Linked DNA regions of Mus musculus: all the other regions are linked to region 1. The links are chromatin loops, found by intact Hi-C in ENCODE. Cell type or tissue: left cerebral cortex. All regions are shown on one strand.

The links. Hi-C counts contacts between places; a loop is a spot of excess contacts. Peaks named below come from ENCODE experiments on the same cell type or tissue, not always from the same donor. Only the 100,000 strongest peaks of a DNase experiment are listed, where the experiment ranks them.
Region 2: a loop joins it to region 1, with 4 times the contacts of the local background. A loop is called at or near these places in 11 of 42 quality-filtered maps.
Region 3: a loop joins it to region 1, with 4 times the contacts of the local background. A loop is called at or near these places in 19 of 42 quality-filtered maps.
Region 4: a loop joins it to region 1, with 6 times the contacts of the local background. A loop is called at or near these places in 13 of 42 quality-filtered maps.
Region 5: a loop joins it to region 1, with 7 times the contacts of the local background. A loop is called at or near these places in 5 of 42 quality-filtered maps.
Region 6: a loop joins it to region 1, with 10 times the contacts of the local background. A loop is called at or near these places in 29 of 42 quality-filtered maps.
Region 7: a loop joins it to region 1, with 4 times the contacts of the local background. A loop is called at or near these places in 5 of 42 quality-filtered maps.

The regions. Positions count from the first base shown.
Region 1 is chr2:72,036,440-72,040,439 of GRCm38, forward strand. All of the region lies in intron 3 of Rapgef4 (Rap guanine nucleotide exchange factor (GEF) 4), which reads left to right. Among named protein-coding and RNA genes, the nearest start is that of Gm29940, 16 kb to the right of the region's middle. In left cerebral cortex, a CTCF peak has its summit at 1,904 (motif pointing right); DNase peaks (open chromatin) are centred at 1,928, 2,429 and 2,670; H3K27ac peaks cover 929 bases.
Region 2 is chr2:72,201,487-72,205,486 of GRCm38, forward strand. The region is part of intron 15 of Rapgef4 (Rap guanine nucleotide exchange factor (GEF) 4); the gene reads left to right. Among named protein-coding and RNA genes, the nearest start is that of Map3k20, 82 kb to the right of the region's middle. In left cerebral cortex, a CTCF peak has its summit at 2,317 (motif pointing right); DNase peaks (open chromatin) are centred at 933 and 2,317.
Region 3 is chr2:72,218,077-72,222,076 of GRCm38, forward strand. All of the region lies in intron 17 of Rapgef4 (Rap guanine nucleotide exchange factor (GEF) 4), which reads left to right. Among named protein-coding and RNA genes, the nearest start is that of Map3k20, 66 kb to the right of the region's middle. In left cerebral cortex, a CTCF peak has its summit at 2,054 (motif pointing left); DNase peaks (open chromatin) are centred at 1,024 and 2,047.
Region 4 is chr2:72,387,879-72,391,878 of GRCm38, forward strand. Map3k20 (mitogen-activated protein kinase kinase kinase 20) reads left to right here. Exons shown (of 20, transcript NM_023057.5): 10 at 1,592-1,698. Among named protein-coding and RNA genes, the nearest start is that of Gm52556, 38 kb to the left of the region's middle. In left cerebral cortex, a CTCF peak has its summit at 2,315 (motif pointing left); a DNase peak (open chromatin) is centred at 2,292.
Region 5 is chr2:73,277,123-73,281,122 of GRCm38, forward strand. No RefSeq gene overlaps it. Among named protein-coding and RNA genes, the nearest start is that of Sp9, 7.2 kb to the left of the region's middle. In left cerebral cortex, a CTCF peak has its summit at 1,530 (motif pointing left); DNase peaks (open chromatin) are centred at 33, 841, 903, 1,543 and 2 more places; H3K27ac peaks cover 707 bases.
Region 6 is chr2:72,147,536-72,151,535 of GRCm38, forward strand. All of the region lies in intron 6 of Rapgef4 (Rap guanine nucleotide exchange factor (GEF) 4), which reads left to right. Among named protein-coding and RNA genes, the nearest start is that of Gm29940, 95 kb to the left of the region's middle. In left cerebral cortex, a CTCF peak has its summit at 1,733 (motif pointing left); a DNase peak (open chromatin) is centred at 1,718; H3K27ac peaks cover 388 bases.
Region 7 is chr2:73,284,184-73,288,183 of GRCm38, forward strand. It overlaps Cir1 (corepressor interacting with RBPJ, 1), which reads right to left. Exons shown (of 10, transcript NM_025854.3): 8 at 3,426-3,532; 9 at 2,155-2,240; 10 at 1-852. The coding sequence ends at 177. Among named protein-coding and RNA genes, the nearest start is that of Sp9, 14 kb to the left of the region's middle. In left cerebral cortex, a CTCF peak has its summit at 1,667 (motif pointing left); a DNase peak (open chromatin) is centred at 1,636.

The DNA of each region.
Region 1 (4,000 bases):
CCGACCATTCTATATGCTATTTCCTTTTCCATCACTCACATTGTGCCAGGAGCTTAGGAACACCGTGTATGTGTGTGTGTGTGTGTGTGTGTGTGTGTGTGTGTGTGTGTGTGGCTTGAGCCCACCCATAGGTTGGCCCAGGTATGCTTCGTCATGCTCGTCCACAGAGAAGTCATGGTCTCCTTAGGATGATGGAGTGGCAAAGCTGAAGAGCTAGAGACCACTGGGACCCCCTGTCATCCCTGAGTCTTTCCTTTTCCATCAGTTAGTCAACATGCGTGGTGGCCTATTGAAGTGTCCAAAGGTGTCTCACTAGTATCCAGGGGATCTGCCCACCGGGATGCCTAAGATCACAGTAAAGAAATCCACCGATCCCACATTGTAGAGAAGTATGAAAATGATTCAGGGAGTGAGTGGGCCTGCCAGTGTCAGGCCTTCGCTGTGTGGTGAGGATGGGGCCCACTGGGCTTCAGGCCTAGGGATGGCTTACCTCCCCAGCACAGGGGTCCGGCCCACTGTCAGCAGCCAGAACTAGTTGGTGAGATAGGTCTTACTCAATAGCCCTGCTTGGCCCGAGACTTACTGTATAGAAGACAAGGCTGGCCTCAAACTCAGAAACGCACATACCTCTGTCTCCAAATGACACAAAATCCCATTGAGATCTGCATAGCTCATTTCTCAAGCAGTTACATTCTTCCTACTTCTGATGGACCCCAGAGCCACATCCTGCTTATGTGGCCTTGATTTCTGGGCAGCTAAGACCCCCCAAGCTGAAGGCTTCCAGAGCAACCTGACTGGGAGAGAGTAAGCCTCTGGATAGCAGGAGCACCTCCCACCAAGAGACCTTCCCCAAGACCTGATGCTCTTGTTCCCAGTTCCCGCATTGCTACTTTGTAACAACCGTGTTTGTCCTCAGCATCCTGGGAAATGCAGAGCCGCAACTCCTTGTGCCCTGGAGCTTTTAGAGACCTGCAAACCCTCACGCCTATCTTCGTGTTTTTATTCCATGCTTATTTTTCCTCACCACCAAGCTCGCTGCAATGTGCACTCACATCAGAGACATGTCTCCCAGCTTCTCAGACAGCCTTCTGGCCTTGGCCCTTCTTTTTGCTATCTTACAGAACTTTGACCAGCCAACAAGGGGGTGTGCCTACAGGCAGCATCCATGTCTAATGGTGTCCGACATGACATGTTCATGTAGGTTTCTGCTTGGCAACAGGCATCTTGTTTAGGAGTAGTCTCTCCAGTTCCCCAGTGACACTTTGTCTGCATCTCCAGGGACATCTTACCCTCAAAACAATACACACAAATAATAGCAATAGTGATGATGATGGTGGTGGTGATTATGATGATGATAGTAAACCTTAAAGTAGGCATATATACCTACTATATTAGACAACAGCACTCAACTCTCTCTCTCTCTCTCTCTCTCTGTGTGTGTGTGTGTGTGTGTGTGTGTGTGTGTGTGTGTACACAAGGCCTTGCTTTTCCCTGCAGATTTTATAGGTGAGGAGAATTTATGGTATAACAAATATTTAAATCCTAGAAACATGTATGCTTTTTTAGCAATTCTGGAAACACCTAAACTAAGGGAAATCTCCAATCATATCAATTCCTAAAGACTGACTGACTTTCATGTTTCAAAATAGAGAATGGTGCTTTATGATGTCACTAAAGCCTGTAACACTCACTGTTATCTTTATTTGATACAAACCCAGCAGCTGGGTTGGGTATGGCTATGCACAGTTAGATACGCTATGAACTGAGGCTAGTGGGTCCTACTCGCTGTATATAAAGCACTTAGTACAAAGCTTTGAATGAGCAGGGTCCCGGTGTTTTCTGCTAACTAATAAAAAGTTGATTGCCTAGACTGGAGAGCTGTTGGCTCCCATACCTGCAATGCTAGCAATGGTCACAAGAGGGCAGTGTTAGAACATGAAAACCAGGAACTGCAGCCCAGTATTTTGAAACTGCAGGAGTTTAAATTTTGTTCAGCCATTTCACTGGAGCAGAGATTCTGGGCTGCACTTGGCCTTGGTCTCCACTTCATTCCACCCCCTCATCTGTCATTGTGCCATTATCTGGCAATTTTTACTCTGGTTTTGAAAAAAAGACCTCTTGCTGTTTTTCTCTCTAAGGTCAAATAGAAAACCTTTAGTCATCCCTGCCTTTGCTTTTACAACACAGATGCCTTTGTTCATTGCAGTTTTGATTATTAAATTTGAAGTACAGCTCTCTCTCCCTTTCTCCCCACCCTCCTTCCCTCCCTCTCTCCCTCTTTCGCTCCCCCCCCTCTGTGTGTTTCCTTCCCTCCCTCCCTCCCTCTCCCCCGCTTCCTCTCCCTGATTCTTTCACTTGGCCACACACTCTGTTCGCTTTCCTTTCAGTGACATCACCATTTTTGGGAGACACTACTTGAACACATTTCTGAACAGTTTTACGAAGCCCAGAAAACGTAAAAGGTGGCAAGCTGGTTGCAGATGGTGTCACTGCTGACTCCCGCCGGAGCTCTGGCTGGGGCTGAGCTATTCATTAGGAATGGATATTTAGTTGACTTGGCATTCTGCACAACTCACCCTACATGTAGTTTTGTTGTTGAGTATTCTTTGTCCGGGTGACACAGTGCTGGCCAGTTCAGCTCTGCACTGGTTAGAAATGCCCGTGCCAGGCCGTGCTCTGCAAGCCAGCCCCAGCGAGCTTGCCTGATGTCCATCGGCTGCCCGACAAGCCGATTCCAGGGACACGCTCTGAAAGGAACCGGCCTTGCCGTTGCCGCTTGCCAGAAAACACATTTGACTTAGAAGTATCTTGCCTTCCTGCTTGGCAGTAAATCCTTTTGACACACGTGCAGTTGGATGCCTTGACAGACTCTGAAATTGGGTTCCATTTGATTTGATTACTTAAAAACGCTTAGAGAACTCAATAAATTCCAGGAGCAAATTCAAGCTCAGGAAGCAAAATGCAAGAGCTTTGAAACCTAGTGGCAAGTATAGGCTGGAAATGAACCCTGTAAAAACATCAGCTTTTAAAGAACTTATGCTTCTGAGTCTACCTATACACGTAAAGATAACCTAACACAAATAAGATTGTTAACTCTTGACTCAATGACACAGAAATGAATAAATTCTGAATAGCTAACAGGTCTGATAACTCTTCAGAATCACAGGATAATTTTTCATTTTCCATGAGTTCATCACAGACACAGCTCATGTCCCCAGATCATCTGCGCAGGCCAGGTTTCAGTGGACCATGATCGTACATTGTGACATGTAACCCTGGCCTTCTTACCACCGTGACCACTTCACAGTGTCCGTATGAACACATGTGAGACAGCTCTGGCGAGAATGTCTGCTTTAAGATGTGAGAACGCCACAATGCAGATGCACAAAGCAGATAAATTAAGAGGTGATTAGTCGCAGTACAAAAGGATTCTTTGATTTACAGCAGGATTGTCAGGAGGGTTTCTTTGAATACAAGCTCCCCCAGAGAGCTCAAGTGTTTTGCAGATCATTCAAACCACTTGACATCCAGACTGGGGGACAGAGAAACTTGGAATTTAAGTGTTGAAAGCCATCATTAGATGAAGCTTAATACAACACGACTATAGAGGTTCTCTGTTGTTTAAATAAAGGCAAAAATATAATTTGCTTTTTAGAAGTGTAGAAAACCTATACATGCGTGGCGATGTGACTGAGTTAGGAATTATATTGTATTATTTTTTATCTATTTAATTCTGGCAAGCTGACTCAGCCAGTAAAGGTGACTGCCACCAAGCCTGGTGACTTCAGTTCAAGTCCTGAAGCCCACACGCTAGAAAAAGAGAACCAACTCTTATAATTTCTCACAATGACCTCGTCGGGCATGCTATGGTATATGTATCACGGTAGCTTTCCCCCCCAATACAGAAATGTTTAAGATGTGTTCTGCTATTAATCTTTTTTAAACATTTATTTATTTATTTAATGTATACAAGTGATCTATCTGCATGTACACCTGCATG
Region 2 (4,000 bases), 170 kb after region 1:
TGATGAGACGCTGTGGTATTTGAATGCCCTGGGGAAGTTTCAGATAAAGTGTTTTCCCTTTGCTCTCAGAGTGACTGAGGACACGGATGAGACCCTGATTTTGAGTAGAAAACATGTCGTCGCATTGAACTCCTGGCCACCCATTCTTGCCAGTGTCAAATGGAAGTCTCACTTCACATTTCTGGAGCTTCCTGTTTGTTTAACTGGGGTCGTTTCCGGAGCACCCGGGCTCCGTTTCAGCGTTTGCTGTAACTCCCTTCCTAAGACTGTTGCACAAAATGTACCAACATTTGTGTGGTGAGACAAGAGACTTAGCAGTGAGCCTCTAGGAGATCGGGGCTTGCTGTTTTTTTAAGTGGGGATTCATTTCCAATCTGTGTATAAGAAAAGCAGATGAATGTTTGTTTACTAAGGAAACATCACCAAATAATATGTTGAGGGAGCATTTCCCTTTGTTGGCAAGTACAGTGGGGTTCCCTTTATCAGCGCGCTCACCCAAACTGATGAGTTCCTATTGTTTCCACTAAAAGCCTATGACTCCGATGTTTTCATCTGGGTAAGTCAACATATTTGAGAAGAAGACAGGAAGAAACATATTATTAAATAAGCACTGTATGCTTTGTAGATTGTCTCTAATCCTTACAACAACCCTGTTTAAGGGATGGAGGCATTTCGCTTGCTCAAGGACTCCTTAAACCCATGACTCTCAACCTTCCTAACACTGTAGCCCTTCAGTACAGTTCCGCATGTTGTGGTGACCTCCAACTGTAAAATTATTTTTGTTGCTACTTCATAACTATAATATTGCTACTGTCATGAATCTGAATGTAAATATCTGATATCTGACCCCTCTGAAGGAGCTGACAACCCACATTCCCCCACCCTGAAGAGGTTATGACTCATAGGTTGAGAACCACTACCTTAAAGGGAAGTTCAACTTGGCCGCCTTCCACACCTCTGGTCCCCATTCTTCCTAGATTCTCTTATCAAACGAGAGTAGTGTGCTGCATGGGTGACAAAATACGCAGAGTGGGGGCTTGCATCAGGACATATCCATCTGTCTCACGCCCGTGGGAATTCCTTACACAATACAGAATGGCTACTATTTATGTCACAGTTACTATCAGTAAATATGAGGTGCTATCTGTAAGTCTTCAGTTCGAGGTGCCTTCCCCTTTATGAATTCAGTGGAATGAAAACTCAAACCAAAGGTGATAGAAGAGACTGTGTGTCTGACTTTTATTTTAATACTGTACCGGTTTTCTACTGGTGTCCTGCCATCCGGTCCAAATTTCTTACATAATTTAAAGATAATGCACGTGTGAACATTTGTAGCAAGCTATTTGTATCGTGCACTGGGTACAAAAGAATACACCACAAAGTCATCTTCCAAAAGAACGCAAAGCTTCTCTCTCCTAAGAGGTTACTTCCCCAGACTGACTGGAAATAAAAGGAGAGCCTGGGAGTAAATTTTATGGCTGATGTTCTCATCAACCTTAACAACATATCAACAACCGTGTCTGCAGACACACAGTTGAGGGTATCTGTCTCTGTGGAAGTTGTTCTTTTTAAACTCAGAGAACATCATCACATTGGTGGCAATAATGTTATTTTTCTGATTTATGCCCCGCCCCATCCCGAGAAACCTAGGTTAGTTTATGTATACACTTGAAGCTTGAAAAACTGCCTGACTCTGCCCAAGCCACTGAACAGTGGATGCTTCATGGATGCTGATATTAAGTCAGTGGTCTGGATGATGCAGTTACCATGATACCCACTTTGGGGGATGTCTTGGTCCCTGGGTTGTGAGAATTCAGTAATTTGAGACGATTGTCCTGTTCATGTTGGGGCCATGCCCTTTTCTTTAGACTAGTTTTCCTGCTCAACAGTCCCCAGCTTGTTCACAGGAAGAGCAGCAAAAAAGTTCCTCCACCCCTGGCCCTTGCTTTGGTTGTTCTAAATGCAGACTTGGTATTAGGGAAAAAATTTTCTCTCACAAGTTTAAAACAACCTGCTGACTGATACAATGTAGCCAACTGGGGTGAGTTTTTGATCAGAACGGGAGTAGCTTCTGCTTGCCATAAACTGACAAAGGTTGTGCCATCTGGTCTCAATCGCTCTTAACCCCTATAGAGCAAGGGCTCAGGTCGTAGACACCTGCCTGTTTCTGGTATGATGTAAAGCCAGAATCTGGTGTTTTGGGCAAAACTGGGGCCATCCAGAGGTTTCTAAGCCCTCTTTTCCTCTTCAGTCCCCTGCCCCCACTCCTGAGTTCTGTGGCAAATATAGGCTGGGTAAGGAAAGCACAGAGCTGAACCACTAGAGGGCGTCAGGGACCAAAGAAAGATCTTGTGGGGTGTGACTGGCCAGCCAGGCAAAGCCTGAAAGAAGACACTTGCTCTCTGTTGAGGTGACAGCTTGTGTGGCTTGCCCGTGGGTCTTTTGTCTACGTGATCAGGCGGAACACCCTACCTAAGGGAAGTCCAAACAAGGAGAGCCAGAGAATAAACAAAGTGCTTCAGAATGGAAGTTCTGACAATCCGACGCGTAGCCCGTGGATCTCGCTATCCAGACAACACGTGAAGTAACAGGCTCATTCAGGGGTCAGTTAAGGAGTGCATTTATACCCTTATTCAAATAAAAACTGCTTTCGAAAGCCTCCTTGAAGAGGAAGACTTTTAATTACACAGTGAATTTCCTGTTCAAAATGGGCTGTTGACAGCCAGACCTGGTCCCTTCTACACATAGAGCATCTTGCTGCATAGGCAAACAAAAACAAACATCAAACAAACAAAAATCAGCCGCACAGTCGCATTCTCTAGTGTTTGCCAGTTTCTCCACCTGCAGTGTAGAGGTGGTATTAACTAGCAGGAGCAAGTAAACAAGGAGCCTCATTCCGCACCCACCTCATTGTTGGGGACATAGTAAACACCAGAAAGGTGTAGAATACTCTCCCCACTCCGCTTCCCGATTTATCTGGCCATACGCTCCTCCTCATGTAGAGAGTCCTGTTCATATATTCGAGCTGTGCCTCCGTAGGAGAGCACTTGCCTAGCGCTCATACGGCCCGGAGTTCAACCTCCAGGGCTGCCACACTTGCTCTGTCCCCATGTCCTCAGGATCGTCTGCTATCACTTCTCGTCCATCCCTCAGGCAGGAGGTAAGACCCGCTGATGCTGATGAGGGGCTCTTGCCATCTCTATGCACCTCCTCCACAGCCTCGAGCAGGCAAGAAAGGCACAGAGGTGAAGGGGCTAAGGAAGCTGGGTTTGCTCCGAGCTCCATCCTGTCTCTGCTTCCTGAACACGAGAGAATGCTCTTTGCATTGTTATATTCCCTTCCCATCATCCCGCCAAGCAGGAAGGCAGGGTCTGGGTGCTACTGGGGATACCTACACGATCTTCATGTGTTCTGCCCATCTACAGCAAGCGCTTACACTGTCTGCATTCCGACTTTAACTCACGTTCAATCTCAAAATCAACTTGCTCTTGTTGATTGGAGGGTTGGAGGGCACCCCGAATAGATCCCTCAAAATAATGACTAACGCAGCCCCCTAAAATAATTCGTAATTGATATTGAGTAATTTGCATCCAGGTTTCTGCTTCTGATCTAATTCCTGTCCGTGATGCCCCCCGGGTTTGTTTGCTCACTGGTACTTGGGCCTTTTGGTTTCCTTTGCTTTATTATTATTAGAGGATTTCCAAAGCGCGTAGCAGTGCGGAGGTGGAAAGGAGGAGCGTTCCAGAAATCAGCATGAAAATCCAGTGTGACACTGACATTTCTGTGTCCACTGTCCTGTCCTCCCTCGCTCCCCTCCCTGCCCTGTGCTGCCTCAGGTTCATCTCCCTGACTTGTCTCAGTCGCAGCTATGGGAGCTGCTTTCTCAGCTGCATCTTTAGTTCTAGGTAGGGGGAGGGCGGAGAACATTTCTAGTAACTGCATCTACTGACTGTTTTTCTACAGCCTTCTTGTGTGCTTAGGCGAGGTACGTGGTCTTCCT
Region 3 (4,000 bases), 180 kb after region 1:
ACAAGTGATGAGTGTTTGGCCATTTAAACTCTGTATTTTTTTTACAGACTTTCAAACCTTCTCATGTTTGGGGTAGATTCCTGTGGGAGTGAACCATTCCCCGAAGCTATCTCAGCTAGTTAATGACCCGAAAAATCTCCTGTGTGTCTCTGAAAATCTGATTCCAGGACTGGGGAGGTAGCTGAGCCAACAAAATGCCTACTGTGCACACACCAGGGCTGAGTTCAGATCCCTAGAACCCATGTAAAAGCCGGGATGATTTCTATCTTAGCCAGAGAGACTGTCTGCTGGCCAGTCTCCACGGAAATAAATAACAAGATAGCGTGTGCCCCAGGAGGACATGTATGTCCCACCAACCCCTGGCCTCCACATGCGTATGCACATGGAGGTGTGCACATGGAGGTGTGCACAGAGGCACACAAGCACAGAGGGATCCACACACATGCAGGATGTTGCCTGTGAAGGGGTTTAAGCACCGGGAGGGGAGCTTAGCCATAACAATAATGTTAACCAAACTCAGTTTAATAAGTATAAAATATCTGTGAGAGCAAAGGTGAAACTTTGAATAAATCAGTTATCTTCCTATAGGGGGAAAAAACAGTCCTTGGTTTTCATGAGAAAAGAAAGAGCATTTTCTTCCCCAGTTTTGGTCAGTCCTACCTGCTGGGTGGCTCTGACTAGAGATGACTCTAGGGAATTAGAATTGAAAAATGGAGAAGAAGAAAAATAAAGGGAGAGGAGAAGGGGTGAGGAGGAGGAGGATTAGAACCAAGATGAGGAAAATAAGGAGGAGGAAGAAGAGGAGGAGAGGAAGGGAGAGAATGAGGAGAAGGAGGGTGATTACAATGGCAATGACAACAGGAGGAGTCTCATATTAAGAATTTTGCTTCCTTTGGAATTGGAGAGCTGGCTCAGTGATTAAGAGCACTGGCTGCTCTTCCAGAGGTTCCATTCTCAACACCCACATGACACCTCACAATTTTCTCTAACTCCAGTTCCGGGGGATCTGACACTCTCACACAGACATATATGCAGACAAAACACCAATGCACATAAAATAAAAATAAGTTTAAAAAATAAAATAAGAAATTGCTTTCCAAATGCAATTGGTTTTTGCTAATATAAAGCAAACCCTAGTGCAGAGGCCCTGTTGCCACTGTTTGGGACAGTGGGCACAAAAAGAGCCCTGTCTGGATTTGTAAGCCCTGCTACTTACATCTGAGGCACTTGGTGGGCACATCTCCTCCCTCAGAACCTTGGTGATTTTTCATCTTTAAATAAAACCTCCTAGGTTGTTGAAGAGCATTATATGTATGCGCTCGTGCGAACATGCTGAAGGTGTTTTATAAATGTAAACTTCTCCATACTCTTGAAGCATTATCATATGCTCAGCAATATAGTCTGTCATTTATTGAAGACAAAAACCAAACCAAACAACAACAACAAACAAAAACAAAAAACCCTAGATTTCAATATTAATAGAGAAGTCAAGAAAAACCTTGGTGCTTACATGCAAGCATTATTTAGACCCTGAGGATTAGCCATAGGCATGCTGCTGATACCGCCCAACCCGCACATGAGTGTGCTTCCGAGATCCCAGTAAAGATCAGTGGTTGATCAGAATTATATACCCTTGGTACCAACTTGGTGTTCCAGACTGTTTCATTGTCATACAGCTAGCACAGAGTCTCCTCTTCCCTACATTTCAGCGTATTATCCAATGCAATATTCCAAGAGACAGGAAGGATCCAGGCCCATTCTATCCCCACCGCTGCACAGCTATTTTATGGAGTGTCTTTTTAAATAAGTAACTCAGCTTGAATGATTTCTTTGCCCACATATCTGTAAAATATTTGGAGTTCTCTTGAACAGTTCACTAATCTATTTTAAAATACAGTTGCCTCTTAAGAACCAAATCAAGAGGCTAGAGATGTGGATGACTTAGTGATTAAAGGCGTTTGCTGTTCTTGCAGAGGAATTGAGTCTATTTCACAGTACCCACAGGGCTGTTCATTTGTAACTTGAGTTCCCGGGAATCTAATGCCCTCTGCTGGCCTCTGTGTGTACTGCATGCACATGATGCACTTAACATGCAAATAAAACACCTGTAAACATGAAACAAAAACAAATGCATCTTTTTAAAAAAAAAAAATCATCACTTCCCTCGTTTCCTCTTGAGGTGATTCTTCTAAATTTAGGGCAAGGCTCCCACTGTGTACACCAGCTCAGTAGAAGCCTCCATTTCCTTGTATAGTGTCACCATCTTTAAGTAATTGTAAAGCATATTTCATGTGTAATGAAATCTTTTTAAAGACTCTAGACTGTACAGCTAGTCTGGGCACAGTGTGATTTTCTTTTAAAGTTGGTATGACATGTTCAAAAATATATGCACATTTTCACAGAATAAGGCCATCAGAAAGTTTTTTTAATAGACATCATCACCCAGTTTTCTATCAAAGTGGATAGAGAGAAGCCTAGGTTGAGGAGAAGGCTTGGGAATATATACTATGGCCACAGCTCAAAGTCAAGATAGCTGGTGTAAAGTGAGCTCAGCGTAAGCCTGGCATATCGGGAGCCTTCAAACCCATCCTACTTTGAGCCCATACTTTTCCTACCTCATACTTACCAAGCCTGTCCAAACTCCACACCCCTGCTTCCATCTTAGCCATCCCTACTTTATTCTGCTGACTCCAGAAATGAAAGTTTAGAATAGAGCTAAGCCCAGTTTCCATGTGTCTGGATTTATTTCCTGTCCTTGTACTCGACACCCAGACCCTGGGTCATTTATAAAGAAAAGAGATGTAGCTGCTCATAGTTCTGGGAGCTGGGAGTTCAGGGGAGGGGGCGGTATCTCCTCACGGGCTGCTGGGGGCATCATCCCTCTCCACGCAGAAGGGCTAATGGGCATGTTAGAAGAAAGAGCCAAGAAAGAAACCCACATGTTGTATAACGATCCACTCTAGAAAGCACCAATCCACTCCCGAGAACGAATATTGTCTCTCATCAAAAACATCAGTGTCCCTTAAAGACATAGCCTTGCAGTGTTGCATTAAAGAATTAAAGCCCAAACATGAATCTTGGTGGGAGCATGCCATATGAAAACTATAGCACCACACAAAACACAGGGGTGTATCAAATTAAGCAAAAGAGACCATGAGAAGGTAGTATACTTTTGTTATGTTAGTTTGTGGTACCTAGTTCTCTTTGAATCGGCCTTACATTAGTGTTAATAGATATATCTAAAGAGAAGCTGGAAACTGTCTCATCTCATCTCTTCTTCGGGCGAGCAAACAGAAGTCTGTAGTTTGCAGTGACTCACTCCAAATCAAAGCACTAGACAGTGGGAACCAAAGAACGCACGCTCAGAGTCTCCTCTGCTGAGCCAACCCCTGACAGTGCTAACGTCTGCTTGCCGGTTGCAACAGTAACGAAACTTTATACCCGGTATTGTAGTTCTTACGAAAGAAAAACGGAGTTATGCATATATATATAAGCAAGAGACCAAAGGGTTAATCAGAAAAGAAATAATTTTCACATAAAGTGATCTGTCTTCCCTTTTTTTTATTGTAAGCTCAGAGAGAATTGTAGCAATACAGGTTGAGCAATTTTCTTTTTTTATGAATCTCGTGCTCAATTTATGAAAGCCATTTTGCAACCCATTTACATGCAGTAAACCTTTGCTTTAAGTTTCTGTCATTTGCCTTGATCATGATTATTTATAGTTCTTTCCGAAAGGCCCTTTGCTGCGTTAGCTCTCAAGTACGGCACTGCCACGAGGCAGTTTTCTATGGTGCCTTTTAAGCCTGGCTGTCAGCTCAGACGAGGCTGGTCTTGTTATTTGCTACAAGGCTCAGGAATGCTGTTCAGTGGGAATGAAGCTAGCCAGAGTCGGGAGTCTTGGACTCAAAGCCAACTGTGCCCTCTCCCTAGATAATCATAGCCTTTTATGTTCCTTTTGTGTTGGTTTGCCCACTTTTAGAAAGGAAACAACATTTTTGTC
Region 4 (4,000 bases), 350 kb after region 1:
TTAATCCCAGCACTCCGGAGGCAGAGGCAGGCGGATTTCTGAGTTCAAGGCCAGCCTGGTCTACAGAGTGAGTTCCAGGATAGCCAGGGCTACACAGAGAAACCCTGTCTCAGAAAATCAAAAAAAAAAAAATAATAATAATAATAATTAAATGTAGGAGAACATAAGTCTTAAATAGTGATTGGATGGGCTGGGAATGTAGCTCTGCTGGTAGAATGCTTGGGTAGTACACACAAGAACCTGGGATCCATTTCCCTGCACTGCATAAACTGGGTGTGCTATATAGCGTGGCACTTGGGAGGTAGCAGGACAATCAGGAGTTAGGGTTATCCACAGCTACACAGAGCTGAAGGGCTAACCTGGGTCTATGGGCCAGGTCTTTAAAAAAAAAAAAAAAAAGTCATTAGCCCTGTTGCTGCTTTTCCTTGTAAAATAAAGATTCTGCATTTCCTGTATTTATTTTATAGTCATTTCTTGTGCAAAGTTACACCTTTTTTTTTTTTTTCATTTAAAACCTGACACATGGTGGGAGGCATGAAGATCTAAACAAAGTTTAAAAATATAAATTTGTTTATATGTACTCTATTTAAACTATTTAAAGCTTTTTCCTTTGTTCACCAGTAGCATTTAACTATGCTTTCTTACACACACACACACACACACACCATATGTGTATACACACATATGTATGCCCTCGAAATAAATAAAGACAGAAGAAGTCAATAAATATCCTAGTTTTACATTTCTGAAATATGGGGAAAGAGCTTTTCTTAATGATGTCAGAAGCGCCAGGTCCTGAGAGCAAGCCACCTCAACATTGTTCCTTCCTGTTTTTGTGCTCCTAAATTAAAATGCGTGTTTTAATTGCTGTAGCTGTAATTTGTTCTGAAATGCTGTAATTATGAGGCACGGTGAGGAGAGCACGTGCACCATCCTTTTATTATCGGTCTCCATTTTTGTTTTAACCTTTTGTCTGAGCCTTGGCTGGAGAGGAAGGAGGTGAGCGCAGACAGGGCCTGCTGGAGACACACTGGGCGAGCTTGTTCAGGGACTGCCTTCAGAGCCACGGGATAAACCTTGAGAACAATGACGTCATTCTGTCTTTAAATGTTTTGTTGTTGTTATTATTGTTTTTTGGGGTCTTTTTAGACCAACTGATTTGGGATGTTTTATTAGTTCCAGTAGGTTGGTAAGCAGATATTGCCTGCCCAAACACATTTTATAAAAAGGAAACATTGTGTAGTGAAGCGCGGAATGCCCAGAGCACATAATATAGTTAAGCTTTGACCAGATCTACCACACAGGCACATCTTTAATGATGGAGCTCTTGGTCATACCTCAAAGTGAGACTTCGTACCTCTCTCCATATATACAAACGAGTACTTGTTACCCCAACCTGATGCTGCATGGTTAAAAAAGCTCAGCATATGTGTCTATGCCTGGATAACTAACTGAGGGTGAAGACTATGGCCCCCTGCACCTGGTGGCCTGCTGGTTTTACACACGAAGTCAGAACCCTGCTGTGCTGCGGCTACACTTTCTCCTGTCTCATTCCTCAAGCCTCATCGTGGTTCCTTCTTCTCTTCTTCAGAAACGGCCATCGTTCAAGCAAATCATTTCAATCCTGGAGTCTATGTCAAATGACACGAACCTTCCTGACCAGTGTAACTCATTTTTACACAACAAGGCGGAGTGGAGGTGGGTAGCTCCGGCATGAGTCCCGGCCCAAGGCTGAGGAGAACCAGACACCCGATGGACAGTCCTGATGACTAAGCACAGCTTGGGGGCGCGGGGGATGGGACAGCAAGCCCAAGAGTTATAACCCCGCATTCATATGTGAGAGTTTGCCTATGCTTGTTGTCGTCTATGGTCGAAGTGTCTGGGGGAGAGTACTGAAGTCAAAGCCATTTCCAGACCCTTCTCTGTACACATTCTGTGTTGAGAAGCTTTGGTCTCTTTCCAGAAAAAAAATATCTTTTTGAAATATATATATATATATATGCATAGTGTTAGCCTTGCCATGTGTAGAACACTGTATCTGCTAGCGCATGGCATGGGGAAACCTATAAAACATGTTAGACATTATAAACTCCAGCGAAACAAATGAGTAAAGAGAGAATCGGATTGTGTGAGTGGAAAAACAACCCAAGATGAAACAGTTGGACCAGGTCGAATGACGCAGGGAATATAAATAGCATGTTTGGGAGCTGGACACTGTTCCTCCCCTGACTCAGCGGAGATTTGAAGTAACTTCATCCTTGCTCCGATATCCATGGCAGGAACGTGATGCCCTACGCCATCTGCTGGTGATAAGGCAGTACTGCATGCACTGGCTCTTGCCACCTGTCAGTACACTTGACTGAGGGCCTTCTAGTTGACTGATATTTTTACTGTGACCTTATTTATTTATTTTCATTCCTTTGAAACAGCTTTCTCGGGCCATTAACTTTCATGATTTTTTTCTTAGAAATATAAAATTAATGCAGTGAGCTCCCATCTAGATCGGAGGGCTTTTTTTTTTTTCTGGTCTAAAATAACTTAACAAAAGCTTGGTATGACATTGTTTCCCACAGTAACATGTAATCAGACCACTTCCCCTCAAGCTCCATATGTGTGCCTCATTGCTCTTCAGACAAAGGCAGAAATACGTATGATTTGGAAGACCCACCATCCAGCCTTGTCTTGAGCATGCCCTAAGCTTTCAATCCCTCCACAGAGGCCCAGGTCTCCCTCACCAGAGCCTCTCAGTGCAGTCTCCTTTTTATAGACACCCTGTTTCAGTTGCACATTCCTCCTGTCCCTCCTCCCCCCCAGCTCCCATTAGCCGCCCGGGCAGCTGGTGACCTTGCATTTCTGCAAGGGAGCAACCCACACTCACTGGCCAGGTCAGTTCCACGGAGCTCTGGAGATCACCGTATGGATGTATCTCAGGACTGGAAAACTGGGAAAATCGAACAACTGTTTTGTGTATCTCTGCCTCCATCTCCTCCAAAAGCAAGTACTCAATAAACATATGAAGAAGAAAGGAAGGAAGGAAGGAAGGAAGGAAGGAGGGAGGGAGGGAGGGAGGGAGGGAGGGAGGGAGGGAGAGAAGGAAGGAGGAAGGCAGGAAGCTGGGTGGCAGGCAATCAGAGAGCATGACTGTAGTGATGTAAACACTACTCTTGCCCTGGAAGATAAATATGTACCCAGTGCATTTGCCTAGCCATTGTGCTTCATGTCAGATTCTTTAAACCTCCCCGGCCAATGCTCCTGTAGTGATTAGTACCATGTCCCCAGACATACAGCACTGTCGGCAGCAGCCTCAAAAACACCTGTGTCAAAATGCTAAATATGAGAGTACAACCATCCACATTCCGCCCTGACAAGCCACGTGACAGAGAAGGCATGGCTAACAGAGCACTAGCAATGAAATCTGATCTGACCTGAATGCATAATACAAGGTTTCCCTAAGGAAATGCTATTTGATCTGTTATCCAAAGGATTAGAGGGATTTAAAAACTGTGAGTATCAGTGTGTTAGAGGTAGGGTTCTGAAAGTGTGCCAACAAAGAAAACAATGCAAAGTGACTAAATTCTCTGAAAAAAAAAATGAAATTTCCCATAGCCCAAACCAATATTCATCCTAAATAAGTTTACCAGAGAACTGTCACTCAGTTATAACTCTCTTCCCTAGAGTGGTAGACTGAAGCTTCTCTGCTATTTTGTGTCTAGGACTCCAGTTCACTTTCAGTGTGTTTATGTGTAGGGTGGGTTTATATTCATGTGTGTGTGCATGGGGGTGTTGTATGCACACATGTGTATGCAAGTATACACACGTGTATACAGAAACAGAGAGGCCTTGAGTTTATATTCATGTGTGTGTATATGCAGGTGTTCTATGCACATGTGTATGCAGGTGAACACATGTGTGTGCAGAAAGAGAGGGAGGACCTTCTCTACCACAGTCTTGTTCCTTGAACCACTAGGTAGGCTAGGGCTGGCCAGTCCCAGTGACCCTC
Region 5 (4,000 bases), 1.2 Mb after region 1:
TCAGTGGCTTCTTCCTCTTTTCTCGGAGCTCTTCTTCCTCTAGTTTTCCTTCTCTTCGGTCATTTTCTCTCCCGGCTCATCCATTTCTGCCTGGGACGCCCCGCACCCCCAGCCCCAAAGCGTCTTCGAGTTTGGGTCTGGTCTTAAGGAGAAGCTGTGGCAGAGTACGCTCATCCTGGGGGTTTGAGGCAGAGGCTCTGAGGTCTATAGGGCGTCCCGTGCGTCTAGGGTCTGCAGGCTGGAGGTGCGGAGGTGAGTGCGAGCTGGGGGTTCCTGAGGAATGAGGGCGCCGGGACGTCGGTCCCAGGCAGCTTTGTTTCTTGTTGATAATAAAGGCAGATCAAAGGGCCTGGCTGTGCAGGTCTCGCTCCCGGAGGGGCTCCCTCCGCAGGCCAGTGATCAAGGCCTCTGCGCGCTGTCTCTGCCCCGCGGGTCAGCCAACGTCCATCACCGCGGCTCCGGTGAACCGCGGGCGGCAGCCCAGACCTCAGTGTCCAGTCAGACATCTTGGGCTCCAAGCTGAGCCAAGAGGGACCCGGTCCCGCGCTCTTGTCGGAAACCCACCAGGGGAAACATCCCTGCCCCACTTCCCACCAGCTCTAGGCATCCCGGGGAGACCTTGAGACTCAGTAGGTGGTGACCGACTGAAGACGAACAAATGGAAGAGAGCGTGCACGGGAGGCGAGGTCCATGAGCTAGGATACCAGCTGGGTCCCCAGGTGGGGTGCGGCTGCGCCTCCCCAGGGCCACCTCTGCATTCCCGCGGCTTGGGCCTAACTGGGTCCCGGGTAGAGTAGATGGGGAGGCCACGCTGCGAATGAAGACTGCCGCCTGGAAGTGGATTTTGTGAAGCCAGGGCTGAGACCAGGGTCCTGGAGTCCCGCCCCCGCCGGGGTGAGGGGAAATGCAATTTCGTTTCAGTGAGTTTCCAGGGATTTCTTGTTTCCAACTTCCACGCAGTAGATGAACCAAGACCAAGTTTGCTGGGCCTGCGCCTATCCCGGCTCAATTCACACCCTCCCCAGTATTTTTCTTTCTTGGCATAATTTACCCCCAGTCTTTGGAGGACCCACCGGGTCCTACCTGATGAAGAAAAAGGAGTAGATTTTTTTTTTTCCTTTCCTCAAGGACGTTTGAAAACATTTGGATGAGATTAGATTGTGCACCTGAACCGCGTGTCTGGACATTCCGTCAAATCGTCACCAGTCGTGTAAAATTGAATTTCTTTTTATTCACATGGAAACTTTATTTATTTTAACTCTAATCTTATTTGCATCTATTATCTGTATTCACCAAGGCTCTCTTCCACTACAAAAATGCAGATGAAGTAAATCTCACATAAATCCCGCCCATTTGTGTAATTGGTATACTAAGTGTTTATTTTAAGTGAGAATAATTTAGCTACAAATTTTCTTAAGGAATAACATTCTTAACACATTAAAAAAAACTGAAAACTCTGATTTGCTTTTATGTTTGACAGTAGCTCTTGATTCCCCCAAGAGGCGCACGGCGAGTGCGGCTCTCTGGCGCCATCTAGAGCTCCTGCATAGGAGTCCGCGCTGTCGGCCTGGTGCTTGGCTTTTAGCGCTTGGAGACCTGCTTCTGTCGAGAACTCTGGCAGCCAAGGAATCAGGCAAAGAAAAGCGAGGTTTAGTGTTTTAGCTGGGGACAAGCCCCGTTTTGAGGGGACATTGCCTAGCAATGGCTCCAAAGGAAGGGGATTATTTCTGAAACACACTTACTGAAAAATCCAAGCAAAACAGACTACCACCTCGCTTGGCCCTGGACCCAGCTTTCTTTCATTGTCTCATTTAGCATTCTTTCCTAGGCGATTTCAGGGTCTTCCAGCACTCCTAAATGAGAAAGCTGAGCGTTGTCGGTAGCGGCAGCGACGTGCACCCTGGGTAGAGATCCCGCGGTGGGCACAGCTTGCCTCGCACACTTCACCCAGCGTCCTAGGGTCCAGGGCTGCGGGACCATCGGGTCTGCCTGGACTACCCAGGACGGGCGTGAACGCAGTTTACCACCAGGTCACCAAGACCTCCTCAGCTTCCCAGAACCCCTAACACAGAAGAGAAAGCCAGAGTCTCACAGCTATGACCAGCCTGGACCCACCGAGCACCTCAACAGACCTCTGCAGGGTTTCCGTGCAATGGGAGGCGACCACTGCTCAAGTGGGGCGCAGCGGGCATGGGGCAGCTCGACGGGGCCCCAGAGGGCGACCAGGAGCCCCCAGAGCCCTCGCCCCAGGCCCTCCCGACGGGTGCGCACCCCCTCCCAGAACAGACCCACCCCTTTTGTCCTTGCCTTTTCGAAACCCAAATCTGAAATGAGATAACAGTTGGGGGCGTTGGCCAATTTTCTCTTCTCTGTGCATCGCCCTGCCTCCCGCCGCCCCCTTCCCTCCTCTTCCTAGTCCACTACCCCTCCCCCATCCACTAGCTTTAGAGGGCTTGTAGGGACTTTCTCCCCTCCCCCTTCAGCAGTTATTGTTTTTTAATTTAAAAAGCGACACCTTCCAACCCCGGCGCCCGCCCGAGGAGGAAAGAAACGCAGTCTCCCGAAGCTGTAAGAAAAGAGATGAGGCTCTGGGGTGCCCGGCTCCCCAAACTCAAGCCAGGGAAATGCAGCGCGCTTCTGGGAACTCAACAGCCACCTTTGTAGCGGGTACTCGGCTGGGTTTGTATTTGCTGTTTTAATACAAACCCCGCCGCACTGCCTATTTCAGAGATGTGCTAATTACTACTTGGATAGCAGGGCGCAAAGTCCTTGTCCATTTCCCAGTACAAAGTAGGTTGCTAGAAAATTTGAAATTGCCTTTCAGCCTAAAGCTGCCTTACCTGAATGTCATAATTACAGTAATTATGTACATCCAAATTACATGCTAATTAAATTAGAATCAAATCGTTCTAAATCGAAATCAAATGAGGTAGTGAAGAATTAATCAATGACAACATAAATAGAGCGCTTCCTTCAGAGATATTTATTGTAACGATCCAAGGAGGAATTTGATCTGAAAAAGTCACCTGTTTATTTACTTTCAAATTAGTAATCAGTTATTATCCCTTCTCCATAATTTTAACCGTTCAGTGCTATTTACCCCCCACCCTTTCCAGACGCTGGAGTTTATAGAAATATGTATGAGGTAAATACATACAGACTTGCCTCCCCATATATTATTGGTATAAATATGTACGGTGTTTGGAACTCTTAAGATTTCTAAATGTCCGTGGGGACACATTCCTCCAGAGTCAGTTAGTTGGCCAGGATCCGGGAAAGCTTAACGTTTGAGCTGTAGGTTTTCCCAGACGGTAGCCTTCTTTCTCTTTGGAAATTCACTGTGGATTTTGCATTGTTTCGCAGGCATCTTGCCACTTCAGGGGCGATTCATTGATGAAAGAAATGCAGGGATAGGGTGAGACTCCCTCAGTCCGCTTTCTTTTTGTCAATTGCTAAGAGAGTTGGCATTTTCTTCTTTTGCGTCAGGAGCTAGAGATTAGCATTGGCTTCCCTAAGCGCGGTCTTCACCTGTGGAGCCCTAGGGAGCAGAAAAATTCTCTTGCCTTTCAAGGCAAGGCGGGCGAGTGCGTCCTGCGACCCGCGCAGGGGACACACGAGGGAAGCCGGGCAAGCTTCAGTAGGGACAGGGAGGCAAGGTCCAGGCCCTCGGGGGCGCCGCAGCCTCTCGGAGGGGCCTGGGAGTGTCTTCTGGTTGGGTTTGGGCCACCGCGGGCCAGCGCCAGGGGACCCATGCAAAAAGCTAAGCTGACACTGTTTTGAAAGGCTTGTGGACGGAACATGGACGGTTGTGCGCCCCCAAATTCCCAGCTTCTCTCTGTGTGCTGTGTCCCTGGTTGCCAGGCGAGAATCCCGGAAAAGTCCCAGAGAACGCGGTGTGCCCTGGCATCTACGGATGGCCTAGCGACACCTGATCAGCCTATCCTTTGGGTTCCGTGTGATACCCTTTCAAGTGGAGATCTGACCGGCTCCGAAGGCCTCG
Region 6 (4,000 bases), 110 kb after region 1:
GGAGGGGGTGTGCTCAGAGCATCCTCATGGAGAAAAAGTGATACCCAAGTAGAAGGGGGAAATTTTTTAGGCTGTGAGCATTATATGAACAAAGGAAATGAGTTTGAAAACTTTCTCCACTGAGGTTAATATCATCAGACCTAAATTTTAAAACATTGCCTTCCAAACCTACCTTCTAAGGTATAGGTGTTTGGGTCCAAGCAATACTTCATCTCTAGACTTACCTAATTTGTATCTAGAAGGGGGATTAGCTTAACAGTTTCCCCATTTGCTTTTGCTAAAATCATGCCATCTGTTTTAACATGACAGAACTAGGTTGCTGACGTCTCTGAAGCCTATTGTTCACTCTGACCTCCAGCCCTTGTCTAATTGTGCAGTCAGTGTTTGCTCGACGCTCCTCTTCTCTGCTTCCCGGCGTCTTTTGAGTGAATTATTTTGCAAAGATTTCTATTGAATTTTGCCCTCTTTTTCCTTCTCTGTCCATCAAGGTCATTTTAAACTTCAATCCAGTTTTCCTAACTGTCAGCCATCCCATCCAATTGGGCGATATTCCTAAATTTGATAATAATGTTTTTGAGTCTGTGTCTGAAGCATTAATAAGCACGTTAAGGCTAACAGCATCTAACTAAGCTGGCCCTGTAGAATTCAATTTGTTTGTGCTAATTTATTTGCATATATTATACAAATATCATACCTAGACATGAAAAAGAAACTCGGAAAAGAAGATTAAGTCATTCCATTCAACCTGACACACTTTTAGAATGGTGGGCAAGGAAGACAGAAAAATTCTATCTCAGAGGTTATCAACATGATTGAGTTTGACATTAGCATGTCAGGATTCCTGTCTCAGAAATAAAACTTCATCAAAGTGTGTGTTCTTGATACTTACGTGTTATCAATAATTAACTGAAACTCTGTTTCAGTTTCCTTGTAAATAGATGACTATGGCCCTCAATAGCACCCCAAGAAAAATTGCCTTAACAAGACGGAAAGTACAGTTTGATAATGCTGTGTGACGTAAGCTGTTATGTTAGGTAGCTAGGATCATGCCCTTGTCTGGATACCTTCAGTCCTGGGATATTTTTCTAGTTTGGGGGCAGCTGAGCAGGGCCCGTGGGTCTGGCTTACCTGAACTCAGTTCTAGAGCCCCTGGAGGAGGTCCTCTGTCTTCCTGTTTAGAACCTGGTCCAGTCTTGGGTTCTAGGGACTTCCAGATGACAAATGGAAACTCATTCTTCGTAATGCCCTCATCATTTGGCTCAGACAGGAAAAAGGGAAAAAATCCCAAGTCACACCAAGTGCTGTAACTTGATAGCCTGATCCCAAAGCAAGTGAGGAAACCACACCCAAGCCTTTCCCCAGCTAACCGCAAAGATGGACCAGAATAGAGAAGGAAAGCAGGAACTTTAAGAAAACCTGGAGAAGGCTTGCGTGGGGCACAGCAAGAACTATGGATGCTATCAGAGCACTTCCCTCTGGACCTTCTAGCTTTAGGGTATGTGAATTTTATAAAAGATTGTGTTCATCTAATCATTTTTTTTTATGTCAAAGCATTGGGATAGACCACTGCGGAGTGAAGAGATTTGTAATGTAAATGCAAGATGCATCTGCCAGTCAAGAAGACGTTCTTTGAAATGACTGCAGCCCCTCTCCCTCTCCTTTCTAGCTTTATGTTTTGTAAGCTTTTTCTCTTTTTGGTATTTTGTATATCAGAAAAACACACGGGCTCCCTCTGGTGGTCACTCCAGTGTTTCTAAGGGGAGTTTTTATTGGTGTTTCTAACATTGAAGTTTGAGTTATAGAAAACAAGATGTTTAAATGAAAATGTCAATAGTAAATGTTATTTTCTAAGATTTCTAGGACTTGAGAACATTCAAATTAATCCACATTGACAATACGTCTATCCATCTATCCATATGTGAATGTCTACAGTTCAGTTATATCATGGTGGTGATGTTTGACTTTCCAGAATGCAGTCTAGTCTGTGAGTCTGTAAGAAAGATGCAGAGCTCCCATCTCATAAGGCAGACAGGCACTCCCAAGGATCAAGTCTGTTGATGAGCAGGTCTTTATAGAGTACTCACTTAGGTCTGATATTCGAGAGCTAAGCAATGTGAGAAGTGAGCTGTTCCCATTTAAAAATATACTGGAAGTTCTTTGCTGTTGGCAACGTTGTTTCCTTTTCTTCTTTAGGTCACATTCTGCGAATGTGATCTTACTGTAATGTAGTTTCATCCTAGGCTGGGTGACTGTATGCTTGCATCTGTGTACCGCTAACATGCAGACAAGGTGATTGGATAACAGTGCCGTCTACAAATAGAAGTCTGTTTTTCCTTCCTTTGAACTGCCCAGGTATTAGTTGTCTAGGGTAAACCTGGAAGCTCCAGATTGTGATATATGCTATAGCCAAAAGTCTCTCATGAACTACTCTCTTATACATAGCATCTTGTAGCAGGCATTGGGACATAAATCTTGCTGCTTAAATGTTTCTGATGGCCAAATGTTTTTATTGCAGGTTTTTTTTTTTATCTTCTTGACTGAGTGGTAGTCTTCAGTAGCTGTGTACAACTATAGAAACAATGTGAATATTTTCTATGTAATTATTATTAAGTATTAAGATGCATTGCTATTAGAAACTCATTCCTGGGTGACTTGGAGATACTTGTTAAGAAATGGACAAGGAACCCAGCATGGTGCTAAATACCTGTAATCCTAACACATAAGAGGTGGAGTCAGGAAGATCAGGGGATCAAGGTCATCCTCTGTGAAACCGCAAGGTCAAGGCCATGCTTGGCCACATGGTCTCAAAACGATAGAGTTAAGATAGCTCTATGAAATAGGGTTTGATGTCTGTTTTGTGACTCGTTTTTGGTTGTTATCCTTGTTAAGAACTGGGGAAACTCATTGGTATAAATAGGTAGATGGGGACGGGGATAATCTGAAGAGCACGTCTAAGTTCTGGGACTCCTAGGAAACCAGTGTGGTTCTTTGTGGGGGGCTAGAGGTGAGGAGGGTGGGGTCGCAGGGGATGCACAGCACTGCATCCAGGGCGGATTTAGACATTGATTTTGGGGGATTATTTGTGAATGAACTAGGAGGGAAGGGAGAGAGCTGTAAGAAGGGCTCCCAGCTTTCGCTCAGATGAATGGAAGGATACAGTTCTTGCTGACTGAGAAAGGGAGGCTGAGGGAAGATCGGATTCTGGAAACTAGGTTCAAGGTCACAGTTCAAGGTAGATTCCAGGAAATGGAGTGATTTAGACTTCTGCACTCTACCTATGCCCAATTGATAGTCAATAACAGTAAATGTTTGATCAGAAAATAATGGGAAGGTAGATGCCAGGGTTTACACCCAAATGAATGTAATGAAATTTGTCTGAAAGAAATTAAGCGAACGAGACACAAATCAACCAGAAGTTTATTACGTTTGCTTCTTCCATTATAACATTTTTGCATACTTTTAAGAGAATCCACGTTTGTGAGCAAACTGCGTGTGACTGCAGGTGTCACCTTTCCCATTAGGAAGAGGCTAATTTATGGAATATTTCAAGTGCAAATAACAAATGAACCAAGCTAACAAAGTGTTACTTAATAAACATCCTCGGGGACCTTCTTTAATGAACAGGTAGAGGACTATTATTTGAAACTTGGCCCACAAATTATTTCTATACGAATTGGTGATACTAAATGGTTATGGCCTGCTTGAAACAATTTATTTTCTTAATTAGTTTAATCATTCTCTTTACAGTCTCTTACACTACTACATGAGCTAATAACCACTTTTTTTCTTGAATAAATTAAATTTCTAGCCTGCTTGCAAATTTCCAATTAATAAAGTTTCAAGGAGTGAATTAATGCTGCAATCATAAGAGAAATAACCATGGTTTATATAATCCTTTTGCAATTAGCTAGTACTGACCAAGCACCTACTATGTGTTGTGCAGGCCATGTACTTTAGTCTGGGTCATCAAAGTGCAATAAAATAAGTTCCTGACTTCATA
Region 7 (4,000 bases), 1.2 Mb after region 1:
TGGTACAACAGTGCTTTAATACTTGAAACAACAGTTTACAGAGATGGAAAATGAATTGACTTTTTTTATTAGATAACAATGTGTATGTTAGCCCTTGCTAAAGATGTCCTTGATGCCCAGGTGGTTGCTCCGAAGCTCTGTTGAGCCTGCTGCCTCTCCCTTTATCTCCTGGGCGCTCAGCGCACGTGCTCTCTTCTATGGTCACCTTCACCATGGCTTCTGGTGCCCTTTCTTCCCTTCTGCTCTTCACTAGGGCTCCGGTGTGGCCGGCTCCTCACCTCCCTGTGCTTCTGACGGTAAGGACTCCTGCTTCTGCTTCGCCGGCTGCTCTCAGCCCGGCTACGGCTCCGACTTCGGATTCCCCGATTTCTGTCAGACCCTTTCTTCTCTGGACTGTGCCGGTGGCTTCTGGATGTCCGGTCAGAAGCAGAATGGACCCACATGCTATTCTCCCCAGAACTCTCTTGTTTTGGAAACCTTAATTTTTCCTGGGCTTTTCCCCTGTCACTGTGACTGCTGGAAAGTTCTTCGTAAAGCATGTTCTTAGGCTTGTCCTCCTTACAGTCACTGGATTTACTTTCAGAACATTTGGTTTTCTTCTTCTTCTTCCTCTTCTCTTTCTCTCTTTTCTTTTCTTTGTTATCACTCTCACTGCTGCTATCTGATGTCTCCGAGGAGGAGGAAGAGGAAGAGGAGGAGGAGGAGGAGGAAGAGGAGGAAGAGGAGGAAGAGGAGGAAGAGGAAGGGGATTTGTTTTTACGTTTCTTGTGTTTATTTTTGCTCTTCTGTAACTTCTTCTTTTTCTTATCACTTTTCTTTTTCTTTTTTTTCTTTTCAAGTCTATCCAATTTCCTGTAGTTGGAAAGAAATAGTTCTTTCATCAACAAAAAAGAAACTGTTAACAGACTATATCTTCTTAAATGCTACTAAAAATGGTGTCCACATCTGAACCCATTATTTATTTTATTTAATGATAAACCACTTTCTTTCTTTTAAACTATTCAGGCATGTAGACACTGAACAGAATGTAAATTAAGCCAGCGTCCTAACTATGCTTCCCTGGGAATCCTTATCCTTTTGATAAAATACTGACATCGAGTCAGAGCATGAAACTACTTAGCACTCTAAATAAAATGCTTCTCGGATTAAAGAAAACCTGGGAAAGATGTGCAGCATTAATCGAACCTATGCACAGTCAATCTTGTATGTATGTTTTAAGTGCAGAAATATTAATGAACATTATTGCCCAGCAGTGGTGGTACACACCTTTAATCTCAGTGCTTGGGAGGTAGAGGCAGATAGATCTCTGTGAGTTCAAGGCCAGCCTGGTCTACAGATTGAGTACCAGGAAAACCAGGGCTAGAGAGAAATTCTGTCTTGATCAAATCAAAACCAAACCAAAACAACATTAATTATTAAACCTAAGGATTGTCTATACGTTCTGATTTAGGATATACTTTGATGTTTTATTATATAAAATAGTTACCTACTAGTTCTCATCAACTATCTAGTTTTAGAAATAGAGCAACCCCACTGTTTTATGAACTTTCAGTCTGGGAAGATAAACTGTTTAGATGGAAGCTGAGTTACTGTGAGACTCCAGTCTCTGCACCCGGCTCTGCATACCATTTTCCATTTACTGAAACATGGTGAGCGCCCTCTATTGGACTCAGTGCATAATTCCTGAATTCTTTAGCCCACATGCACTATGTTTAACAAACTTAAACATTATTATAAATTTAAACATTCTTTCATATGTATTCCTCATAAAACTTCACAAAATTTAAAAAAGAAAAAAAACCAGAAAAAATATTTTCCAAGAACAAGTGGTATGTAAAGATATATATAGATTTATTAAGAAAAGGAAAAGCTACAAATATATCTACTTTCAAATTAAACACTCTGAAAGCTACAATAACTTAGGAGTATAATCTGAGGATGCAAACACTAATTTTCTTACTATTGAAAAGACAAAACTTGTTTTACTACGCCGAGGAATCAATCAAACCGTGCAATACACGATCCAGGCACCCGAGCTCTCTCTCTGCATAAGCGCTGACTGCAGAGCCCAGGGAACCCAGAGACAAAGCCATCCCACAGATCCCACATCCCACAGATCCCACATCCCACAGATCCCACAGTCTCCTCAGCTACCTGAGGAGCTTCTGCTTCTGCTTGGTGGTGAGCGACTTTAAGAACTCAACTTCAGGGTCTTCTTCACAGTCACTTGCGACATAGTCCTGAGTCAACAAAGACATCCAAGTGCTAGATTTTAGATGAGTTAGTTAGTAGATAGAAAAGAAAACACTTGTAACGTAACGGAGAGTTTTCTGTTAGAGACATACCAGACATGGAGTGGTACTTGGACTGGGAAGTGTGTGTGTGTGTGTGTGGGGGGGGGGGGATTAGAAGATTTAAACAGGTATGTTCTACCTGTGAAGGTGGGATGCAAGGTTTACAGCTGCTTTACAATTCTTGGAAACTATCAGGAAATAAAAGATAAATGCAGACAGAAGCTTTTCAGTAGGCTTCTGTTCTCTCCTCAACACTCACAAACACTGTCTCAATACAGCATCTTTAGTTTAATGAAATATAAAACTAAGCATCTTGAAGCATCTATAGCTCCATAATAACACTTGTCTAACATGCACACAGCACTGGCTACCAGCCCCAGAAGTAGACACCTGGACTAAAAAAAGACCATGAAACTTAGATAAAAGTATCAGTAACTTTAACTTTACAATTACAGTTATTTATTATCAAATATGCAATAAAACATCCTTTCCTACTCAAACCAGGGCCAGTGAGATGGCTCAGTGTGTAAGAGCACTTGCCACCAAGCATCATGAGCACATGGTAGAGAGAACTGACTTCTCCAAGTTTTCCTCTTAATTAAGTTTTCCTCTTAATTTGCGCACACACACACACACACACACACACACACACACACACACACACACAGCATGCTCATACAGGTACACACATACACAGGCTCTTACATGCATAAAATGCAGTAAGTTGAAAAACCCTTAACTTTCTGAATTTGTGAACAGTTTAATAAATAAGGATTTTCTATAATGCTTAGGGAGCTGTTTATAGAGTTCTTTCTATTGGCTCCATTTGATGCCATTTCAAGGGTGTGTTAGCAGGAAGGAACAAACAATCCTATCACCAGTTCAGTTAGACGTTTTATCCACATAAACCCAAAGGAGCCATTTCATTTATTAAAATATAGGTTTATAAACAGTTTCTCACTTAGGTTAAAGTAATAAAGAAGCAAAATCAAAATACATTTAAAGCATTTTCTTTGCTCGCTCTCACTTTCCTATGGATATATGCATATTGGAAAACATTAAGTAGCAATTCACAAGCAATCACATTTAGATTTCCAGACATTTTCAGCTTACTGATAAAAAGATCATTACCTGTGATGGATCATTTGCGGTCAAGTTTCTCCCCAGTACATTTCGTTTCAGTGCAAACCCACTGTTTCTCATCTCCGCTATTAGCTCCGAGGGGTGCATCGACGGCCCTGTTCACAAAAATCACAGTTTGAATGTATCATTTATCTCTCTCTACCTTTTTTGGACTCCGCAGTAGGAATGCAGTTGAAGCTTTGTTAAGTAAAATCACAGCTAAATCAACTCAATAATCTTCTGCTGAGCAAATAATCAGATATGATTTTCTAAAACAGCAGTCTGGAGACTCAGAATAGAAAATAATTGCATTTTTCCTTATGTGCATGGAGATGCTTGGCTTATGTAACTCTGTCATATTGAAATGTCCACTTAGAAGTTTTTAGTATAAAATTGCAACAAAATAATGAAAAACTACAATTAAACTTTACTGGTTATTCTCAGTAAGAATTAAAAAAAAATCAAACATCAATACTGAATAAACTACCATGTGTTTGTGGTCTCTCTCTCTCTCTCTCTCCCCCTCTCTCTCTCTCTCTCTCTCTCTCTCTCTCTCTCTCACACACACACACACACACACACAC